Linked DNA regions of Homo sapiens: region 1 is linked to region 2. Evidence: chromatin contacts called from ENCODE Hi-C or POLR2A ChIA-PET data. All regions are on one chromosome and are shown on one strand. The core of a region is the stretch at or near the end of the contact, and the rest is flanking DNA. Distances in the headings are between cores, read along the strand shown.

Region 1 (3,536 bases), core at 532-3,031, 210 kb before region 2:
CTTGCTTTCCTATGCTTATTGAAAACAATACTCTGACCTTTCCAGTTAATAACAGAATGGCTACTAAATATAAAAAACCTATCAAAGTGATGCCTACAAAAGGTATGTTGTGCTTCCGAGCATTGAATACTCAAGATTTGGGGATCACTTATGAGGGTACAAGTAATTGCTTGTATGATGTCGCTGGACTAAATCCAGTAAGGTCTCGTTCCACTGAATACTGTTATGCATCCTTCCAGCATGCTATAAAGGGACCACACACAGAAAATAAATTACTCGCTGAACCTGGCTCACGCGCTATGTAGGCCTATGGGTGAAAAAGTGTAACTGGCCTCTGCTCACATGCCACCAGGTGGCCCTCTTTTCCAGCTCCTGGGGGCCTGCAGACACATTGGGTCTGAGGAGAATTTGTTTACTGTGTTCTGCTTGCTGGTTCATATCTTGCTAATGGGCCTGGCTCACTCCTGTCTTCCAAATAGCTTTCTCTGAAAGTTTCCATAATACCTTCCATAATCAAAGGCCAAAGTGATCAATAACCAAAATTCATACTAACCTTAAAGTGGAATGAAGATAAGTTAATTTCCACTGAGAAAAGTTTCTAACGAGGTTCCTGGATGCTCACTCTTGTTGGTAGATGGTGCCAGTTGTATGGAACTTGAAGGTAATCCATAAATTGGGAAAAAATCTTGAAATTTGTAGCCAATTATATTTTCCAGGGTTTAAATGGGAAGAAGCCACTCTCCTGAAGGGGGATAAAAAAAGGTCATGTTCAGCAAAAACACTTAATGGAACACTGTACGGTGTTAGATCTCTTCTTGGCTTATGTTGGGGTCTTGCCCATGGTGCTAAACAGAACTGAATGCTGCACTTACCTTCACGCTGGTTTTACTACTACAGAAAGCTTAATTTAAAAGGTAGCCAACACTGCAATTCCTGTAAACACTGCCACCGAATGCACCAGGGACATTTCTCAGGGGAAAGAAACACATGACGTGATTATGGGAGTAGCTAACAGCTGGTTTGCAGGCGTCCTAAATGGTGGATGGCAAGGCTGGCTAGTCTAAGATTTTTCTCATCTCTGTGTTTCATTTAATCATGTACAGATTACTATGATTGATATTACCAGGCTAACTACAAAAATAGATATCTCTTTAAATCAGACCATTTTACAGCACACTATGGTTCTTAATTGCCACTCCACCCCAAACACAGACTATGACCACTAAGACTTAAATACTGATGAATTGTCTTTATTGCCTGAATTTTGAATTGTTTGTTCTGATGAGTTTGGTTCGCAGAGATTCCTGTTGCATAGTGTACTTCACTTTCTTTATATTATCCTCCCAATAGCCATTATAGTGGCCTCCCTCCTGTGTTATATCCCTTAAGAATTATAAATGCTCATACGTAGCCATCCTTTGTACATCAAAAGATCTCATTACAGTTAGAGTAAAAAAACACGAGGAAAGCATAATCATCCAACTAATTTCATATAATGAATTGTGAATTTATATAGAGATCAAACAAGTCCATTATGAAGGTGACAGAAAGGAGTATCAGTGCCAAGGTTTTGGTCAATCTCTTAAAATTGAGTGGCTGAGCAAAAGAGAATAATTGTTAAATTAAATTACATTTGGCCTGAAACTAACCTACGTATGTAATAAACTGTAATCTAAATTATAGGTGAACCAACTGCAACCTAACAACTTGTGAGTAAATTCTTAGAACATGCAGCTGTGTTGCAGCCAATCATAGCAGCCAAGCTTTCAGCCAATCACAGGCTGCAAACCAGCAAAAGATGTTAAACTAAGGCAAACACAGAACTGTAACCATGTAGACTATTTTTGTATGTCACTTCTGTTTTCTGGCTATAAATATTCCCTGCCCACATTTTGTAGTGGAACTCTCTGAACTGCTTTTGTGTTGAGTGCTACCTTTTTCACGAATCTTTTTTTTCTGCCCAGTTAAACACTGTTCAATTTAATTAAAGGTTCTTTTTTTTTTCTTTTCTTTTTTTGAGATGGCGTCTCACTGTGTCACCCAGGCTGGAGTGCAATGGCATGATCTCAGCTCACTGCAACCTCCGCCTCCCAGGTTCAAGCAATTCTCCTGCCTCAGCCTCCTGAGTAGCTAGGATTACAGGCACTTGCCATCATGCCCAGCTAATTTTTGTTTTTTTTCTTGTAGAGATGGAGTTTCACCATGTTGACCAGGCTGGCCTTGAACTCCTGACCTCAGATGATCCTCCGGCCTCGACCTCCCAAAGTGCTGGGATTACAGGCATGAGCCACCACACCTGGCTTTTCTTTTTAATAGTAACATTCACAGGTTCCAGGGATTTGAACATGGATATATTTGGAGGTTAAATATGAATATATTAAAATGATTTAAAAAATTCAAGTAAAGGAAATGAGGGAAATTTATTGCCAACAAGTGTACATTAAAAGAAATCCTGCCTAATAAAATATTACTTTTTTCCTTTTAAGGTTCATATGATTGTTTTAAATAAAAGTATAACATTGTCCTCTGAATGTATGTATGACAACTGTAGAGTAAGAGATGAAAGCATGTGATAAACTAATATAAGAGCCCTCAGAAATAACGCCGCATATCTACAACTATCTGATCTTTGACAAACCTGAGAAAAACAAGCAATGGGGAAAGGATTCCCTATTTAATAAATGGTGCTGGGAAAACTGGCTAGCCATATGTAGAAAGCTGAAACTGGATCCCTTCCTTACACCTTATACAAAAATCAATTCAAGATGGATTAAAGACTTAAACGTTAGACCTAAAACCATAAAAACCCTAGAAGAAAACCTAGGCATTACCATTCAGGACATAGGCATGGGCAAGGACTTCATGTCTAAAACACTAAAAGCAATGGCAACAAAAGCCAAAATTGACAAATGGGATCTAATTAAACTAAAGAGCTTCTGCACAGCAAAAGAAACTACCATCAGAGTGAACAGGCAACCTACAAAATGGGAGAAAATTTTTGCAACCTACTCATCTGACAAAGGGCTAATATCCAGAATCTACAATGAACTCAAACAAATTTACAAGAAAAAAACAAACAGCCCCATCAAAAAGTGGGCAAAGGACATGAACAGACACTTCTCAAAAGAAGACATTTATGCAGCCAAAAAACACATGAAAAAATGCTCATCATCACTGGCCATCAGACAAATGCAAATCAAAACCACAATGAGATACCATTTCACACTAGTTAGAATGGCAATCATTAAAAAGTCAGGAAACAACAGGTGCTGGAGAGGATGTGGAGAAATAGGAACACTTTTACACTGTTGGTGGGACTGTAAACTAGTTCAACCATTGTGGAAGTCAGTGTGGCCATTCCTCAGGGATCTAGAACCAGAAATACCATTTGACCCAGCCATCCCATTACTGGGTATATACCTAAAGGGCTATAAATCATGCTGCTATAAAGACACATGCACACGTATGTTTATTGCGGCACTATTCACAATAGCAAAGACTTGGAACCAACCCAAATGTCCAACAATGATAGACTG
Region 2 (3,656 bases), core at 928-3,427:
CAAAAGAGAAAGGAAGAATTTGTTAGAATAGGGCAAGACTAAAGGACAGAGTAAGGGTGCTGGCCGCCACCTGACTCAAGTTCAAGTCGAGCTGCCACTGTTGAAATTTCAAGGAGAAATGGTGAGAAGCTAAAAGATGCAAAAAAAAAAAAAAAGTGGGAAATTATTTGCTAATAATAGATTGCAAGAGTGTCTGCTTTAGAAAGTGACAAGGAACACTTTTGGAAAGCTGTGAGCTGTTATGACCACTGGCATCCTTCAGTTTTAGACAAATCTAATCTCAACAAGGATAACAGACCATATTAATAAACAAATTGATGGGAATGGTGGAAATCAGTTCCCTATGAGGAGGGTGCAAAGTTATACTGATTGGTGAGTCACTCCCAGAATAAACAAATAATGGTTTCACACCTCATTGCTTCATTCAGTGTGGAAGGAACATTCTAGGTTTGTGTGTAAGTTTGGGGAGAAGGAGACAGAGCCAGAGGGCAGAGCAGCCCTGCAGCCCTCAGTTGGCCTCCATTTTCTTCCCGGTCTGAAGAAAATGAAACAAAGGATTTAAAGTGTTGCTTGAAGAATTTAAGTTAGACTTAAAGGAGAGATGTGGTCTTTACTCTCCTTTTGGCAAGGAGAGTTTAGTCATCAGAATGGTCTATTTAGTGAGACTGTAGCTTGTTCTTCTGAAGTGGTCTTTTTAAAAACTAGAGAACTCTCACCTCTCTGAAGTGGTTGTGTATGAAACTGTTTAAAGCCGAGGATGCACTCAGTGACCTCTTCAGGCAACCCCAGATTTACTCAGTCAGCCATGGCACACATGCTAGAGAAGTAAAAAAATGAATTGAGACTTGTTCTGAAAACTCTTGAGCAGGGGCTCTTAAAAGTTTTTTGTTTAGGAATTATGTCAGGGTTGGGGTCTGGAGAGCAGATAAGTGTTTTGTGTGAGAAAAGTAAAAACTTAGTTATTTTCTTCCCGTATTCAGTAATCCTTGCATTTTTTTCCTCCTCCTTTATACATACATTTTTGCCAGTTACTGACTTCTCTCTTGTACACATTTCCGTGTCCTAAATTAACCAAGAGTCCTCAGCCACTAGGATTCTATTGACAAGCCCACAGGTCTGGAGGTGTGAGTAAGGGCATTCCTCCCCCATGAAATCAGGCAGCAGGGGAGGCGTTTGGGTGGGTGGAACAGAGGAGCAAAAGACCAGAGGACAGAGAAGAAAGATTGCAGGCTAGAAAACGGGATGGCCACCCCTGAGAAAGAGGACAAGCAAATTTAGGGCTTAGAGTAGAATTGAAGAAAAAACCCAGGGCAGAGGCACAGGAATGCTGTAGGACTGAACTGGGACCATGATTGATGTAAGTGGAGATGGGTTGGTTGAATCCGTGGAAGGCCAAAGGATTGAGGCCCATATGGGCCTGGGACAGGGCTTACTAAATGACTTGCTACCTGGCTTGATAATCGGGACAACCTCAGGCAGTAGTTATTCAGGCGGGAGGACACATGAGTTTGAATATAGGGAGATAAGGTATATTTCTATATGCCCTGGTACATTCCAGAATGTGCTTCTCTGGCTCTGTGCACTGGAGCAGCCAACTCCTGAAGTTGGGAGGGGATCGCCATGGTTTCATGAGTGGTTTATTTCAGCTTGCATCTCACAGTGTGGTGTTCAGAGGCATAGGCTCTAGGCTCCCTGGCAGCACTGAGAGATAGAAACTGAATCAGCACAACTTAGGTCCTTCATGTTGAATAGTTTGAACAGAATTTGATTTACCCTAGCCTAATTGAAAAAAAAAAAAGTAGAAAAGAAATCTAGGTATTTTCCCTCTGGACTCCAGAACAAATGATTGAGTGTGTAAAAGCATAAATCTTTTTTATTCATTCAATTGAAGTAAAAATTTCTTTACTCAGCCATGAGTTCTAAGACTGCAGTGGGAATTGTAAGAGGATTACCATATTTTAAATTGGCTATTCTGGTGCCAAATCTCCCCTTCATTTTACAGTTTCAGGCAGAAGACCAGCACGGTAGTCGGGGGAGGGGGGTGGGTAGACAAATGGTGGTAACAGTCCTCTACACTCTGGGAGGGAAGGAGCGGTGCTGGGGACAGCTTTCACCATGGAAAGAAAGCAGCCGCTCTGGAGATTGGGCAGCAGGCTTTTGAGCACGGATGCGGAGCCTGCTTATCTAATCAGCAGCTAGAGGAAGTTGTTTTTATCTGCGAAATGCATCTCTTCTGAACCGATAAACCCCATTTTAGCTGGGGAGAAATATTATCTAGCAGCATCTGAGCATTAGCTGCAGCTGAACTCAAGCATGTTCAAATGTGAGAGAAGTCTCAAGCCGAGAACTGTTTGCCGAACTTCAAGTGGCTGGAGTACTGGTTTTCAAGTTTTCTTTTCTTTCTTCTTTGAGGAATAACTGAAAGCATATTATTTGGATTCTTGTTCACCTTGCTTTTTTAGTTCCTTTCCCCCTTCATAGTTGAATTATTGTTCAGTGGTCCATGGAGCAAATTTTGAAAATTCTATGTTATTCATCTTGCAATTTACTACCACTATCTTGGAATGCCTCGTGAAGACAGCAGGTATTGTCAGCATGAACATATCCAAACCCAGATGATCCCGGTTGGAAAGCCTCCCCTTTTTCAAATTTCCCAAACATGAAATATAGTATTACAAAATGATCTGCCCACCTCTAAGCTTTTCCATGTTTGATAAGAGAGGCCATCATGTAACAGGTTCATTGCTTCGCATTTCAAAGTAAATTTTAATTTACAGTCTTCCAGATTCGTTTTGGGTAGGATTTTTATGTCTGCTAATTTGTCAAATAGTTCAAAATGTTTAGGGATCATGATGTCTTCCACAGAACTTCATGACAGTTTTGATTTTAGATTAAAGTAAGTGACTTTTGTGCTATATCAGATAACATCTTGTACTAGGTTTTGGAATAGACCGGTGAGATCAGGCAGCAGAAGTTTAATAACTTTCCTTGGAAAACTGAAATTGATGTGTGTGTGTTTGTGTATATGTGCATGTGGTACATGTGTTGTGTGTGTGCAGGTGTCTGTATATATGTGGGGGGTATATGTGGTGTGTGATGTATGTATATGTATGTGTGTGGCATGTGTGTGTTTGTATCTATGTACATGTGGTATGTTTATGCATGTAGTTGTATGTTGTGTGTGTCATATGTTTGTGTGTGCATGTATGTGTGTGGTGTGTGTGTGTATGTGTAGTGTATATGTGTATGCTGTGTATATGTATATGGGGTGTGTATGTGTGTGGTGTGTGTATATGAATGGGATGTGTAGTGTATGTGTGTGCTGTGTATATGTGTATGGGATGTGTGGTGTGCATATGTAGTGTGTATATGTGTGTGAGATGTGTAGTGTGTGTGTGGTCTGTATATGTGTATGGGATGTGTGGTGTGCAGTGTGTATATGTGCATGGGATATGCGGTGTGTATGTATGGTGTGTTCATGTGATGTGTATATGTGTGTGGGATGCATGATGTGTGGTGGATATGTGTGTTTGGGATATGTGGTGTGTATGTGTGGGGTATGTGTGTGTATGGGATGTGTAATGTGTGGTGTGTGTGTGTGTATGGGATGTGTGGTGTATGGTGTATATATGTGTATAGGATATATGGTGTGTATG

What was found. Hi-C counts contacts between places; a loop is a spot of excess contacts on that map. ChIA-PET counts read pairs that join two places held with the same protein, here RNA polymerase II (POLR2A). Pooled maps may share reads with other maps.
Region 1: a pooled map shows a loop between it and region 2 (2.0-fold over the local background). The contact joins two enhancer-like sites. A Hi-C loop is called at or near these places in 1 of 50 pooled maps. POLR2A ChIA-PET finds 5 or more read pairs at or near these places in 3 of 52 experiments (Caco-2, Panc1 and activated CD4-positive, alpha-beta T cell).

The regions. Positions count from the first base shown.
Region 1 is chr7:50,119,655-50,123,190 of GRCh38, forward strand. All of the region lies in intron 2 of SPMIP7 (sperm microtubule inner protein 7), which reads left to right. Among named protein-coding and RNA genes, the nearest start is that of SPMIP7, 26 kb to the left of the region's middle. Within about 2 kb of position 1,782, at least 2 of the 41 ENCODE cell types and tissues checked have a DNase peak (open chromatin) inside an H3K27ac peak, as active enhancers do.
Region 2 is chr7:50,331,299-50,334,954 of GRCh38, forward strand. The region is part of intron 3 of IKZF1 (IKAROS family zinc finger 1); the gene reads left to right. Among named protein-coding and RNA genes, the nearest start is that of IKZF1, 28 kb to the left of the region's middle. Within about 2 kb of position 2,178, at least 7 of the 41 ENCODE cell types and tissues checked have a DNase peak (open chromatin) inside an H3K27ac peak, as active enhancers do.